Linked DNA regions of Homo sapiens: region 2 is linked to region 1. Evidence: chromatin contacts called from ENCODE Hi-C or POLR2A ChIA-PET data. All regions are on one chromosome and are shown on one strand. Each heading gives the region's core, a stretch centred on a gene start or an enhancer-like site at or near the end of the contact. The rest is flanking DNA. Distances are from core to core; before and after follow the strand shown.

Evidence for each region. Hi-C counts contacts between places; a loop is a spot of excess contacts on that map. ChIA-PET counts read pairs that join two places held with the same protein, here RNA polymerase II (POLR2A). Pooled maps may share reads with other maps.
Region 2: a loop to region 1 is called in a pooled map, with 3 times the contacts of the local background. The contact joins the enhancer-like site here to the promoter of PXMP4 in region 1. A Hi-C loop is called at or near these places in 3 of 50 pooled maps. POLR2A ChIA-PET finds 5 or more read pairs at or near these places in 4 of 52 experiments (CD8-positive, alpha-beta T cell, GM10248, PC-9 and 1 more).

What each region holds. Positions count from the first base shown.
Region 1 is chr20:33,715,243-33,722,853 of GRCh38, reverse strand. PXMP4 (peroxisomal membrane protein 4) reads left to right here and starts at 2,544. Exons shown (of 4, transcript NM_007238.5): 1 at 2,544-2,759. The coding sequence starts at 2,647. RefSeq lists an enhancer at 2,948-2,997.
Region 2 is chr20:34,019,447-34,027,057 of GRCh38, reverse strand. All of the region lies in intron 1 of RALY (RALY heterogeneous nuclear ribonucleoprotein), which reads right to left. Among named protein-coding and RNA genes, the nearest start is that of MIR4755, 26 kb to the left of the region's middle. RefSeq lists a silencer at 1,701-1,995. Within about 2 kb of position 4,782, at least 5 of the 41 ENCODE cell types and tissues checked have a DNase peak (open chromatin) inside an H3K27ac peak, as active enhancers do.

The DNA of each region.
Region 1 (7,611 bases), core at 1,295-3,794:
TGAGTAGCTGGGATTACAGGCACGTGCCACCACGCCCGGCTAATTTTGTATTTTTAGTAGAGACAGGATTTCTCTGTGTTGGTCAGGCTCGTCTCGAACTCCGACCCCAGGTGACCCACCCACCTCACCCTCCCAAAGTGCTGGGATTAAAGGCGTGAGCCACCGTGCCCGGCCACATTCCTCATACTTTTAAGCACTTCAGTTTGACACAGGGTCTCAGTCACCCAGGCTGGAGTCCAGTGGCGTGATCACCGCTCACCGCAGTGTTGACCTCTCCAGGCTCAGGTGATCCTCCCGCACCTGTAGTTGGGACTACAGGTGTGTGCCACCAGGCCTGGCTAATTTTTGTATTTTTAGTAGAGATGGGTTTTCGCCATGTTGCCCAGGCTGGTCTTGAACTCCTGGGCTCAAGAGATCCACCCACCTTGGCTTCCCAAAGTGCCGGGATTACAGGCGTGAGCTACCTACCGCACCTGGCAGAGCTTCAGTGTTTTTTTGTTTTTGTTTTTGTTTTTTAATTTTTTAGAGACGGGGTTTCACCATGTTGGTCAGGGGTGGTCTCGAACTCCTGGCTTCAAGTGATCCGCCCGCCTCGGCTTCCCAAAGTGCTGGGATTACAGGCATGAGCCACTGTGCCCAGCCAAGGAACTTCAGTGTTTTTAAGAGGATATTTTAATATATTATCTAACATAGTCATTATCTTCAGAGGAAGGATGAACTGAATAAAGTAGCCTACCATCACAAAAGAAAAATCCCGGACAACCCAGTTTCAGTGACAAAATAGGCCCAGCACAACTCCCTCCTTCATTGACCTCTGAAATTGTCCCCTGACACTGAGCAAATAACATCACTGGTAAATACCATATGGCCCAAGTACCAGGGGACACCCTCACAAGTCACAGCCACCACTCAGTGTGTAGCTGTTATTCAGTGACAACTCCACATAGTGACATCATATGTTAATGTCACCCATCAATGCTCTCAGAGATGACAACCCAAAACTATGTGTTGCTTAAACAAGCAAGTGTTGAGTACCCACCATGTGCCTAGTGTTGGGGTTACAGCAGAAAACAAGACAAATAAGATTTCTTCCTTCATAGAATTTACAGTTTGATAAGGGCAATGGACAATGAACACATAGTAAACAAGTCTAAAGTGTCAAAAGTTCTATAAAAAAAAAAAACACATAAGAACCAGGGTGGCCGGGCACGATGGCTCACATTTGTAATTCCAGCACTTTGGGAGGCCGAGGCGGGCGGATCACAAGGTCGGGAGTTTGGACTAGCCTGGCCAATATGGTGAAACCCCGTCTTTACTAAAAATACAAAAATTAGCCGGGCGTGGTGGCATGCACCTGTAGTCCTAGCTCCTCAGGAGGCTGAGGCAGAAGAATCCCTTGAACCTGGGAGGCAGAAGTTGAAGTGAGCTGAGATCACACTACTGCGCTCCAGCCTGGGTGATAGATCCGAGACTCAGTCTAAAAAAAAAAAAAAAAAAAAAAGAGCCAGGGTAATGAGTCAGAGTGGACAGTGCTACTTCAAATTGGATGTCTCAGAAAGTCTCTCTGATGAAGTGGCATTTGAGCTGAAACCTGAAGGATGAGAAGAAGCCCATCATGGGAAGAGCCCAGGATGGCGAATATCAAGCAGGGAACCAGCAAGTGCAAAGGCCCTGAGGTAGAAGGGTTCTTGGCCCAAGGAACAGAAAGGAGGCTGTTTGGCTGGGAAGCAGTGAGGTGGCAAGTGCTGGAACGTGGGGTCAGAGGGAGAGGCACGGACCAGATCACAGGAGGTCTTCTCTCTTGGGCCTTGGGGAGGAGTTTGGATTCTAAGAATAAGTGGACGCCGGCTGGGTTCACGCCTGTAATCCCAGCACTTTGGAAGGCCGAGGCAGGTGGATCACCTGAGGTCAGGAGAGCAGCCTGGCCAACATGGTGAAACCCCGTCTCTACTAAAAATACAAAAAAATTTGCCAGGCATGGTGGTGGGTGCCTGTAGTCCCAGCTACTCAGGAGGCTGAGGCAGGAGAACTGCTTGAACCCTGGGGGGTGGAGGTTGCAGTGAGCCGAGATCGCGCCACTGCACTCCAGCCTGGGTGACAGAGCGAGGCTGCATCTCAAAACATACATACGTACATGGAAGCCATTGAGGGGCCATGTGACTGACACTCTGGGAAGATCGCTATGGTAAAGGATATCCCAGTCAGAACTATCTCGCATAAAGATGGGGCCCTGCTCCTCCCTGTATCATCACCTGTCGCCCATCCCATCTCTAAGCAGGGCCACTCCTCATTCAGGAGCCCTCCTTCCAAGTACACGCCTCCTTCCAAACCCACTCGTGAACCCAACATGGCCCAAGGGAAAGTGCCTTCTGATTGGACAAATCGTGTGTGACCTTGGGCGGAGCCCACTGTGATTGGCTACAAGCTTTCCTTTCTCTTCCAGTCAGACAACTATTTCGATGAGTGCTATTGTCCCATGAGACAAGTACGCTCTCTGATTGGTCTTCCATGCATGAGTGACGCAGAAACAGCCTATAGACGCCACGAGTCGGCGGCGCTACCGAGGGGCTGTGGGCGCGCAGCTGGAACCTCCGGCTGTCAGTGCGCTTACAGTTCCTAACCCCGACCCTGCGCGCAGCCCGCACTATGGCAGCCCCGCCGCAGCTAAGGGCTCTGCTCGTAGTCGTCAACGCACTGCTGCGCAAGCGCCGCTACCACGCTGCGTTGGCCGTGCTTAAGGGCTTCCGGAACGGGGCTGTGTGAGTGGGGCCGTCGGGCCGGGCTGGGGCTGAGGGATGTCCTGCCTGGGGTCAGAGGCGCGAGTTCGAAGTCCGATGCCGCGGTGCTGTTTGCCCTGGAGCAGTCCTCGTGTGTCTCTAAGTCTCGGAGGTCACCATCTGTGCAATGGGAGCTGGATTTTGGCTTGCGCGCCTTCCCAGCTCTGAACTGGGGCTCCCACTGCACATTTTCTGGGTCTTCCAACCTTTGCAGCCTGGCCCTCTTGCTTTGACTCCTCCCATGCCAGCTTCTGTATCCCCTCATTTGGGTTCAGTTCACCTCACCTCTCTGTGTGCCTTTGGGCCTCAACGGCCCCATCTGCACAATGGGGAACTGGACTCTGGCCTCTAGCTGGCAGGCGGATGCCTCCTGTCTATTCTGTCCCCATGAAGCTTGCCCATGGGCTTGCATCCTGCTTCTCACTTCTCACCTGTAGGACTCCAGCGCTAAGTCCCGTTCGGCTCAGGGGGCTCCTGGGACGTGACAATGAATGTAAAAGAAGCTGCAACTATCCTGGCATCTTACCTGCAAGAGAGGTCTTGGGGTCATTGCCCTGGCTGGTGCCTAGAGGGGAGCTCAGTCTCCTTTAAACCTAGTGCATAACAGCCACCATTTATTGAGGGCCTACAGTGCCAGAACCGGGGACAAAGCAGAGAACAAACCAGAGAAAGTGGTTTGTGTCCCCCAGAATTGGCATCCTAGTGGCAACGTGGGATGGTGGGAAGGATGTGGATGCCTTGGCTTGAACCCTGGCCCCACCTACCCGTGTGATCTGGAGGAAGTCATTTAGCCTCTCTAAGCCTCAATATCTGTAAAATGGGCATGGTACTAGTACTTATACTATCAGGATTGAGTCAATATGTGTGAAATGCTTAGCACAGGCTGGCCACGGTGGCTCACACCTGTAATCCTAGCACTTTGGGAGGCCGAGGCAGGCGGATTATCTGAGGTCAGGAGTTCGAGACTAGCCTGGCCAACATGGCAAAACCCCGTTTCTACCAAAAATACAAAAATTAGCCGGGTGTAGTGTCACATGCCTGTAGTCCCGGCTACATGGGAGGCTGAGGCAGGAGAACCGCTTGAACCCAGGAGGTGGAGGTTGCAGTGAGCTGAGATTGTGCCACTGCACTCCAGCCTGGGTGACAGAGTGAAACTCCATCTCAAAAGGAAAAAAAAGAAAGTTTCATGAGGCCATAACTTTATCTATTTTGTTCCTTGGTGTATTACTAGCACCTGGTATTTAGTAGTTTCTGAAATATTTATTGAATGAATGAATAAGTGTGCAAGATCAGAATTGCCATTGTCCCCATTTTCCAGATGAAAAGGCTGTAGCTCAGAGGTAGACCCATTGCTCGTGGCCACAGCACTTGGTCACGGTTGGAGCCGGGATTCAAACCCAAGGATGCCTGGCACCAGTGCCAGGCTCTTGGCTCCCATGGACACTCAAGAGTCAGGTAGAACTGGTTCCCACTGGGTCTGGCCAAGGGCATATCCTTGATGTGCCCTGAGATAACATCAGTAACCCTTTTGCCAAGTTTTTTTTTTTTTTTTTTTTTTTTTTTTTTGAGATGGAGTGTCGCTCTGTTGCCCAGGCTGGAGTGCAGTGGCGCAATCTCGGCTCACTGCAAGCTCCGTCTCCCAGGTTCACACCATTCTCCTGCCTCAGCCTCCTGAGTAGCTGGGACTACAGGCACCCACCACCACGCCCGGCTAATTTTTTTGTATTTTTAGTAGAGACAGGGTTTCACCGTGTTAGCCAGGATGGGCTCGATCTCCTGACCTCGTGATCGGCCTGTCTCGGCCTCCCATTGTGCTGGGATTACAGGCGTGAGCCACCACACCCAGCCTTGGACACAGGTTTGATTCCAGTCTTTTGTTTTTTCAAACAAGCCTGCAGTGAACATTCATGTATATTTGGGGAGACAATAGTATGTGGCTCATGACCATTGTCTCAAGGAGGCTGTCAGGATTTTTAGACCTTGTAGCCTGGTAAGACCAGGGTTGGGTACCTGGAGAACTTAGGGATAGGGGTAGGGGTGGAGGTGTCCAATAAAGAAGAGTAAGAAAAGAAGAGACACTAATATTGATTGACCTAGGAACTTTTATATGTGCGTAACTGCCAAAAGCCATTCTGTAAAATGGAGAATACCTTTTGTTGATGGGAAAAGGGAGGTTCAGAGAGGTTAACTAATTTATCCAAGCTCACATAGCAAAACATGGCAGGGCTTTGGCCCAAATACCACTGTCTTTCTACTATTCATCTGAGTATAGTTAAAACAATGAAAGTAAACATGGTCTTGTTCACGTCATTCCTAGATCCCTAAATGAGGAGGGGAAAGGAAGGGTGGGGGAAGAGGTTTGAATCTTAAAAAGAGGCAATTATGTAACAATTATGTAACATTTAAAATATTTAATAATTTTTTTTTTTTTTTTTTTGAGACGGAGTCTCGCTCTGTCGCCCAGGCTGGAGTGCAGTGGCGCGATCTCGGCTCACTGCAAGCTCCGCCTCCCGGGTTCACGCCATTCTCCTGCCTCAGCCTCCCAAGTAGCTGGGACTACAGGCGCCCGCCACTACGCCCGGCTAATTTTTTGTATTTTTAGTAGAGACGGGGTTTCACCGTTTTAGCCGGGATGGTCTCAATCTCCTGACCTCGTGATCCGCCCGCCTCGGCCTCCCAAAGTGCTGGGATTACAGGCGTGAGCCACCGCGCCCGGCCTAAAATATTTAATAATTTTAAAAGCAGTACTTAATCATAGATAATTCTGGAAGTCTAGAAAAGTTTAAAAAGCAAGCAAAAATAAATTATATCTATTATATATTCCTCCAGTGCAGTGGGCATTGCTAATAACAGTGGCATATTTCCTTCCAGTTTTTTATTTTATTTTATTTTTGTTTTTGAGACAGAGTCTTAGTCTGCTGCCCAGGCTGGAGTACAGTGGCACGATCTTAACTCGCTGCAGCCTCTGCCTCCTGGGTTCAAGAGATTCTCCTGCCTCAGCCTCCCGAGTAGCTGGGATTACAGGTGCCTGCCACCACACCCAGCTAATTTTTGTAGTATTTTTAGTAGAGACAGGGTTTCACCATGTTGTCCAGGTTGGTCTCAAACTCCTGACCTCAAATGATCTGCCCACTTCAGCTTCCCAAAGTGCCAGCCTTTTTATAAATGCATTTTTACAAAGTTGAGGTCCTTCTTTGTATAATAGTTAGAAAGAGGTACATTTTGAATAGGTACAGTGTTACCTAACAGCTGTTTTAGGGAATCTGTTAACTTTAAGATGAGCTAAGCTGAAGACAGAACCTTCTAGAAATGACATTGTCATGGGTAAGGGGTGTTCTGGCATCGGTCAGTCAACAGTTATTTATCAAGCACATGTTATATGTCAGGTACCATGTGGGGTACTATGCTAGGGACTATGCAGATGACAAGCCAGACACATTCCCTGTCTTCACAGAGCCCACAGTCTAGCACAGGAAAGAGATCATTATAATAGAATAAATACTGAATAACCGAGTCATTAAATTGGGAAGATGAAGTGCTGGAGAGAAGTTTTGGGATCTGTGGCAATGAAAAATTGCTCAAACCTAGGCTGGAGCATCAGGAGGCCTTTGCAGAGGGCCCAGCTGAGACCGGAAGGCTGAGGGAAGGTGGCTGGGGAGGAGCACGCCAGGTAGTAGGAACTGCCAGGCCAAAGCCAGGAGCAGAGAAGAACCTGATGTGTCAGATGCAGTCCAGGAAGGACAGTGTGGCTGGAGCAGCAGAGGAGGGCCCTGGGGTGAGGTAGGAGCAGTGAGCAGGGGCCAAGGCTATAGCACTTTCAAGGCTGCAGGGAAGAGCTTGGAATTTGTTCTGTGAGTAGTGGAAAGGTGTTAGAGGATTTTAAGCTGGGAGTGATGTGATGAGATTGATGTTTTTAAAAGATGAGACTGGCTAGGACAGGCAGGATGGCTCACGCCTGTAATCCCAGCACTTTGGGAGGCCGAGGTGGGCGGATCACCTGAGGTCGGGAGTTCGAGACCAGCCTGACCAACAGGGAGAAACCTCGTCTCTACTAAAAATACAAAGTTAGCCAGGCATGGTGGCACATGCCTGTAATCCCAGCTACTCGGGAGGCTGAGGCAGGAGAATCGCTTGAACCCAGGAGGCGGAGGTTGCAGTGAGCCGAGATCATGCCATTGCACTCCAGGCTGGGCAACAAGAACAAAACTTCGTCTCAAAAAAAAAAAAAAAAAAAAGAGACTGGCTGCAGTGAGAACGTCAGGATGGAGCAGAGGGAGCAATTCCACAAAGCCAGTTGAGCAAGGATGGTGGACCTTTTACATGTACCATCTCCTTCCATCAAAATTATGGGGCGGGGCACAGTGGCTCACGCCTGTAATCCCAGCACTTTAGGAGGCCAAGGCGGGCAGATCACCTGAGCTCAGGAGTTTGAGACCAGCCTGGCCAACATGGAGAAACCTTATCTCATACTAAAAATACAAAAATTAGCCAGGCATGGTGGCACGTGCCTGTAATCCCAGCTACTTGGGAGGCTGAACCAGGAGAATTGCTTGAACCCAGGAGGTGGAGGTTGCAGTAAGCTAAGATCATACCACTGCACTCCAAGCCTGGGCTACAGAGAGAGACTCTGTCTCAGAAAAGAAAAAAATTACAACCAGCCCTCTGAAGTTTAACATCCCTTTTTGAGGTGAGTGGATCACCTGAGATCAGGAGTTCCAGACCAGCCTGGGCAACATGGTGAAACTCCATCTCTACTAAAAATACAAAAATTAGCCTGGCATGGTGGCTGGCGCCTGTAATCCCAGCTACTTGGGAGGCTGAGACAGGAGAATTG
Region 2 (7,611 bases), core at 3,533-6,032, 300 kb before region 1:
TGGCAGGATTAGGGTCTTATGAACTGTCATATGGGTCTTGGGTCATGTAGGATTAGGGTCTTACGAACTACCTGCCAGGCTCTGTGTCAGCCTAAGTATCTGTGAGTAAATAAAGGAATAAACAAAACCTGCCCGGCAACTCTTATTCTGAGGACTAGAAGTCCAAAATCTCAAGCTCCATATTCAGAGTCTCAGCCCCAGTATGAATATCAACCGAATATCTACTAATCTGTTGGCTTAAGGTGTCCTTTTCCCATTCTTGTTTTCACAAGTCAAGGGAGATGTAAGGAGTGCAAAGGCAGGGAGCAGAGAAAAGAGGATGGGAAAGGGGTGAAGGGAGAACAGGTAAGGAAGGAGACACCTGAGCAGGTTTAAAATGTCTCAGGTTTAGAGGCCAAGGCGGGCGGATCACGAGATCAGGAGATAGAGACCATCCTGGCTAACACGGTGAAACCCCGTCTCTACTAAAAATACAAAAAAAAAAAAATTAGCTGGGCATGGCTGGCGGGCGCCTGTAGTCCCAGCTACTCAGGAGGCTGAGGCAGGAGAATGGCGTGAACCCGGGAGGCGGAGCTTGCAGTGAGCCGAGAACACGCCACTGCACTCCAGCATGGGCGACAGAGCGAGACTCCGCCTCAATAAATAAATAAATAAATAAATAAATAAATAAATAAATAAATAAAATGTCTGAGGTCTAGACTTTGGAAAAGATCTTTTTCCTTCCGATACCAGAACCAAGGACTTTTATTTAAAAGAGAAGCAGCAGGAATTCCTCTTTGTAAATGTTAAATGAAGGGAGTTTGCTTGTCCAAACTCCAAACTAAATGTGTCAATAGGAGGTAAAGTGAAACACTTATCGACAAGTTGCTCAGGGCTCCAACCCTCAGCCCTCACTATTGCCCTGCCCCAGCCCAACCTCTGCCAGGTTTAAGCTGAAGCCTGCAGAGGTCAGAAGACAAGCAGGTTCTTCCTCTTGTCACAGCTTCCTCCTCTACCAGCATTACTCCAGGCTAACAAGCCTTGGGAGTATATCGTTCCTTGTGGCTAAGGGGTTACTGACATCCTCTGGACCTTTCTCCAGTAGCTCCCCATCATGAAAGCTTTGTTGAAAAACCTTCCTTATCCCCACCCCCCACAAAAAAAAAAAAAAAAAAAAAACAACCAGGAATCTACTGCTGGAAGCTAGGGAAAGGAGCCAGGAAGTGAATGAAGAGTGAAAATTATGGGAAGCCTGGGTGTGGACATCAAAGGGTGGGGAATCAAGCAAACGGTCTGGGACAAGAGAAAGGGAGCATTCCCTGGGGACCGAAGACGATTTTAACAGAGGAAATAATCTCCTACATTTGTAAAACAATTTTTTTTTTTTTTTTTAAAATAGCATGTCCCTACAGAACTCTTGTTGTTTAGAATAAGCAAGCTCCAGGGCCTGCAGGAAGACTGACCGAAAGGTGTTGGGCCAGGTGAGGTGGCTCACGCCTGTTATCCCAGCACTTTGGGAAGCTGAGGTGGGCGGATCACCTGAGGTCAGGAGTTCGACACCAGCCTAGCTAACACGGCTAAACTCCGTCTCTACTAAAAATACAAAAATTAGCTGGGTGTGGTGTGGTGGTGCATGCCTGTAGTCCCAGCTACTCCAGAGGCTGAGGCAGAAAAACTTGAACCCGGGCAGCGGAGGATGCAGTGAGCTGTGTTTGCACTACTGCACTCCAGCCTGGGCAACAGACTGAGATTGTCTTAAAAAAAAAAAAGAGAGAGAGAGAGAGACGTGTTGCTGAAGGGTTATCTTCCTCAGGAGAGAGGAAGAGAAAGGGAAGCTGCGTTCTCTAGGCCTCTGGGGTGGCAACCAAGGCACCAGTGAGCAGCCACGGGAGATAATCTCAGCCTAATGGCTCCAGGCTCCCTCAGGCAGGGCTCCCCTGAAGGCAGCCTCCAACGCATTTCTGCTAGAGTCAGCACTTCAGGGCTCACAACCGACCACACACAGGGAGTAAAAGACTGGCACAGGGCAAAGGCACAGGGCAAATAGCCCTTGTCCCACAAGCCAACTTGCCAATCTATTTGACAGTTGGGTTCCAGCTCCCCCTAACCCCTCAGCCTCAAAACTGCCTCAACCCTTCTGTAAGGCTTGCTTATCCCAGCCTTTACTAAACCCCATGGTCTTGCAGTTCTCCCAGACTCCTCCCCTCACAAGGATACCTGACCTTGACTCTTGTGACTGGCTCTACTGTATGGTTGCCTATGCCCAGGCATAATAAAACTACTGGCTGTGTTGCTGTGGGGGTAAAAAAAATGACCTCACAACATAATAAAAAATGCAGCCAGGACACAAAATGGGTCAGTAAAACCCTCCCATACTCCCAAACAAAGACAGGTGTCAGGATGCCCAGTGTATCAAAAAGTAGGCCCTAGAGGACAGCTGGTTTCTTAATGACAGGTGACATTAGGGGTCTTGAGCCCAACCCATGTTCACGTATGAGAACATAATGCATGCCATAAATAGATGAAACTCAATCTAGGCAGTCTCCAAGCTGCCTGGAGGAACGTCCACAGAATACAACAGATGTGCAAGACAATCATTCTTGCCTCTGCATTTTCTGGGCAGCTAACAGCATTTCTCCTTTCTCAGCTGAAGCTATCTCTAGTTTTCCCCTCCTCCTTCCCTAGAAGATCCAACCCTGCAGGAATTATCAAGGGAGGCACGAGTAATTACTGTTTTCTTTTCTCCATGCTAATGAGACAGTTGGATGGTTCCCCTTCCCCCTCTTGAGCTGGAAGTGAGAATCTAAAGCTTTATAATCAGTAACCAACACACCAAAGCTCCGACCAGACACTGCTCTGTGCAACTGAGACTGTGTAGAAAATGGCTTTCATGCCCCTGATGAGACCAGAGTTGGAAGGGCTCAACCATTTTATAAAAAGGGAGGTAAGACCAGAGCAGGGAGGGGAATCTGTCCAAAGTCACAGAGGGAAGTCAGTGGCAGGGCCAGAACCAGTCTCCTTATTCCCAATCAGGCCACCTCTCACCTCACTCAGACCATGTTGGCCAGGCTGGTCTCGAACTCCTGATAATCTCAGGTGATCCGCCCGCCTTGGACTCCCAAAGTGCTGGGATTACAGGCGTGAGCCACCACACCCAGCCTGTCATTGGTTTTTGAATACCTATTCAAAAACTGATATGTAAGCTTGAAATTTGCAGTTCCAGCCTCCACACTGAGGTCCCCTCCAAAGTTATTCTATACTGTATTAAGTCTGAGTGAGGTGAGAGGTGGCCTGATTGGGAATAAGGAGACTGGTTCTGGCCCTATTATACCATAGACTGACTGTGGGGCTCTTGTGATACTCCAGCATATGATCAGTGCTGACCATAAGGCTTCACTTTCTAGAGTGCACAAAATTAGGTGCTTTATTCTATAAATGGGGTTAGCTCCACATGAGAGCCCCTGCCTTAGTCACCCGCTTAAGACTTCAGACCCCCACCCCCTCGAACTAAAGCCCAACTCAAAATCCAAGGACAGGCCTCCCCACCAATGGCCATTGTCCAGAGACTGCTTGCCAGCCTGGATGTCCACTTGGGTTTGCTGCTCTCTCCACCCCTCTGTAAGGAAGGCAGCATATAGTAGAAACAATTAGCAGATAGACCTAGGTTTAAGCCATGGCTCTCCCACCAAAACTGGGTATCCTTGGTGCTTTGACCACCGTTCACTTGCCTGTCTCTTCTACCACTCTTCCCTACTTGGGAGCAAGAAATATTCAGTTGTTTTCCTGTATCCACAATGAGTCAGTCACTGTCTACCAAATGATACTCTCTAAAACTTAAGTCCTCACATTTGTAAAATGGTGATTAAATCACCTACCTCAGAATAGTGAAGATAAATGAGGGGAAAAAATTACGTAAACTGCCTAGACTAGTGCCTGGCCCTTCTTCCTCTACTGTATCTTGGATTCCCAGGGCCAAAAGTTTGTCTGTACTGAACTACACAGCCCATCCTGGAGACATCATGCCTTGCTGACGGGGTCTGTTCCACTCTAGCAGTCAGACTGACTGCCAGTTCCTGGAACTCTACCAATAAAAACAGATACGACTACTCTCCTCACAGGTGAAGGTAGTGAATTTCAAGCAAATGATCTTTGAGCATATACTAATATTCTAGATTGAAAAGAGAGGGGAACTTTGGGGGAAAAAATGCTATGCTATGAAGCTGGAGGCTTAGAGAAGAAATCCCAAGTCCCAAAAAGTGGCTGAAGATAATCTGCACTGGAGCCTACAGAAGGGCCAGAGACATGAAATGAATTGCCTTTGGTCACATAGGAAGCTGAAGGCAGAAATGAGCTTAAAACTCACCACTGTGGTCTCCCTAGATGGTACTTTTTCCGTCCTTCAGGGCAGATGCACAGTGCTGAAGGAAAAAGGAAGTGAGGCATAGGAGGCTCAGTAGAGTGGCAGGGAGAGGCACATAGGGACATCAAGTGGCACTTACAAAGTTTCTGTTTGGTAAAGGTGACTGAGGGATAAAGCCAGCCTTTAGTTTCGTAGGGGCCTTATGTGCTCTGGCAGTTGAGGGGCAGAAACAAGTTCAAACTGGCCAGAACAAGTGTCAACAGTTATGGAGGGGAAAGGTATAGGGTGTCTCAAAGTATCATAAGCCCCTCCACCCACAACATCAGCTGCTTTGAGTGATCAAAACCTTCTGCCTACCCATCCCCAACTTCTCAACTCATACTATGATCCAGATTTTCTACGGTATCTGTCTTTTCCACTAGAGGGCCCTCAAACTTAAAAACTAGGGGTGAGGTATAAGGTATAGAGAAGAGAATAAGAGCTTTGTCCAGGCTGTGCATGGTGGCTCCCATCTATAAACCCAGCAGTTTGGCAGGCCGAGACAGGAGACCACCTGAGCCCAGGAGTTCGAGACCAGCATGGGCAGCCAAGTGAGACATTGTCTTTATTAAAAAAAAAAAAAAAGAAAGAAAGAAAGAAAGAAAAAAGGAAAGAAAGAGAAGGCTGAGTGTGGTGGCTCATGCCTGTAATCCCAGCACTTTGGGAGGCCAAGGTGGAAGGATCACTTTGGGAGGCCAGGAGTTGAGGACCAGCCTGGGCAACAGAGCAAGACCCGTCTCTATTTAAAAAAAAATTTTTTTTTAATAATAAAAAAACTTAAAAGAACAAATTAAAAAAAATTTTTTTAATAATAAAAAAATTTAAAAGAACAAATTTTTTAAAAAGAGTTCCGTCTCCTGAGGAAGATCTGACTGATGAGTCTTTTCTTTATTCTACTCACCATATTCTACTTATTATATTCACCCGAACTTCTGAGTTAAGTGACTGGCCCAAGGTCACGCAGCTAATAAAGGCAAATCAGGACTTGCCTGTGTATCAAGTATCCTTTTATGGCCATGACTGCTATGGTTTGAATGTGTCTCCTAAAGCTCATGTGTTGGAAACTTAATCCCCAAAGCAACAATGTTGAGACAGGGGACTCTGAGAGGCAACATTAGTGCATGAGGGCTCTGCCTTCATGAATGGATTAATGTCATTACTGCAGGAAAGTGTCTGCTATCTTGAGAGTGGGTTTATTATAAAAGTGAGTTCAGCCCTCCCACTCTCTCTCACCATGTGATGCCTTCTGCCAGGTTTTTATGCAGCAACGTGGCCCTCACCAGATGCGGGCGGCCCCTTGATCTTGGACTTCCCAGCCTCCAGAAGCATGAGCCAAACAAACTTCTATTGTTTGTAAATGACTCAGTCTATGGTATTCTGTTACAGCAGCACAAAATGGACTAAGACGGTGACTTTCAGCCTGGCACAGTGGCTCATGCCTGTAAATCCCAGCACTTTGGGAGGTCCAGGCAGGTAGATCACTTGAGGTCAGGAGTTCAAGACCAGCCTGGCCAACATGGCAAAACCCCATCTCTACTAACAATACAAAAATTAGCCAGGCGTGGTGGTGCACGCCTGTAATCCCAGCTACTTGGGAAGCTGAGGCACAAGAATCGCTTGAACCCCGGAGGCGGAGGTTGCAGTGAGCCAAGATTGCACCACTGCACTCCAGCCTGGGTGACTGAGTGAGACTCTGTCTCAAAAAAAATAAACTAATTAAAAAAAAAAAAGAAAAAGACAATGACTTTCAGCAAATTTGATTTTTATAGTTTTGAGCGGTAGGTAGGACAGGTGTTCTCTACTAAATCATGTCCCTTCTTCAAACACCTGCAATCCATTTCAGGCCTAGTTCTGACATTTATCTTCTCTTACAGAACTTGCATAACTACCTTCTTTCTTACAGGTCAGCAAACTTTTTCTGTATAGGATCAGATAGTAATTAGGCTTTGTGGGCTACCATAGTCTGCGTGGTATTCAACTCTGCCACTGTAGTGCAAAAGCAATCATGGATGAACAAATGAGTGTGGCTGTGTTCCAGTAAAACTTTACAAAAGAGGCAATGGGCTAGATTTGCCCCACCAGTTTGCTGACATGTTCTAACTAATCTGTCTCCAATCACCTGTTGACTAATCCATTATTCCTACCACAGTCCTGTAACCTCAGTGGATCCCCTTTGCCTACAGGATGGTTTAAACTCTACCCTTATTCATCCTCTACCACATCCTTTTCCTGCACACTGCACTCCAATCACACTGAGTTGTAATTTGGCAGCTTCTACCATTCCTCATGCTGTTCCCTAACATCCTCAATGACTTTCTCCATCCCTTTGCCAATATTATCTACTCAGAGACAAGTCCAAATGCCAACACCTGGGAGAAGTCTTTGCCAATGATTCCTCCCCTCACCCCCATGGGAGTTAATCCTTCCTCATGTTCCCTGACTAGCCTCCTTCCCAGGTAATCTGTCCAGCACATCCTCCACTTACATGTGTTACGGTGAACCTTCACATGCCTATCTAATTTACTGGGAGTTCTTGAAAAACAGGAACTGTGTTTCATATGTCTATACACTATTTTCAGAACCTGGTACACAGTGGGCACTCAAGCTTCCTTTTTTTTTGAGACAGAGTCTTGCTCTGTTGCCCAGGCTGGAATGCAGTGGCGGGATCTCGGCTCACTGCAAGCTCCGCCTCCCGGGTTCACGCCATTCTCCTGCCTCAGCCTCCCAAGTAGCTGGGACTACAGGCGCCCACCACTACGCCCGGCTAATTTTTTGTATTTTTAGTAGAGACGGGGTTTCACCGTTTTAGCCGGGATGGTCTCGATCTCCTGACCTCGTGATCCGCCCGCCTCGGCCTCCCAAAGTGCTGGGATTACAGGCGTGAGCCACCGCGCCCGGCCAAGCTTCCTATCTACCGAATAAAGCTTGCTCTGTCTTACATAATTTGTATGTGTATGGTTGTCCCTCACCCACCACTACCTCCCCACTCCCCCAGAATTCTAAGTTTCTCAAGAGCAGGGACTGTGTCTTACTCAACTCTGTGTCCCTTGCAGTACCTAACAGAGCACCCAGTGTCTGCCTACTGAACAGGCTTCTAAGCTGAGTAGATTACTAGAACATGGGGATCTTCGGTTCTAGCAGAAATGTGAGACGACCCACAGCATCAAAGAATCCTTCAGTCTGCTTTATGGGCTTGCCCCTACCTCCCATCCCATCATGTTTTCGGGTCTGGC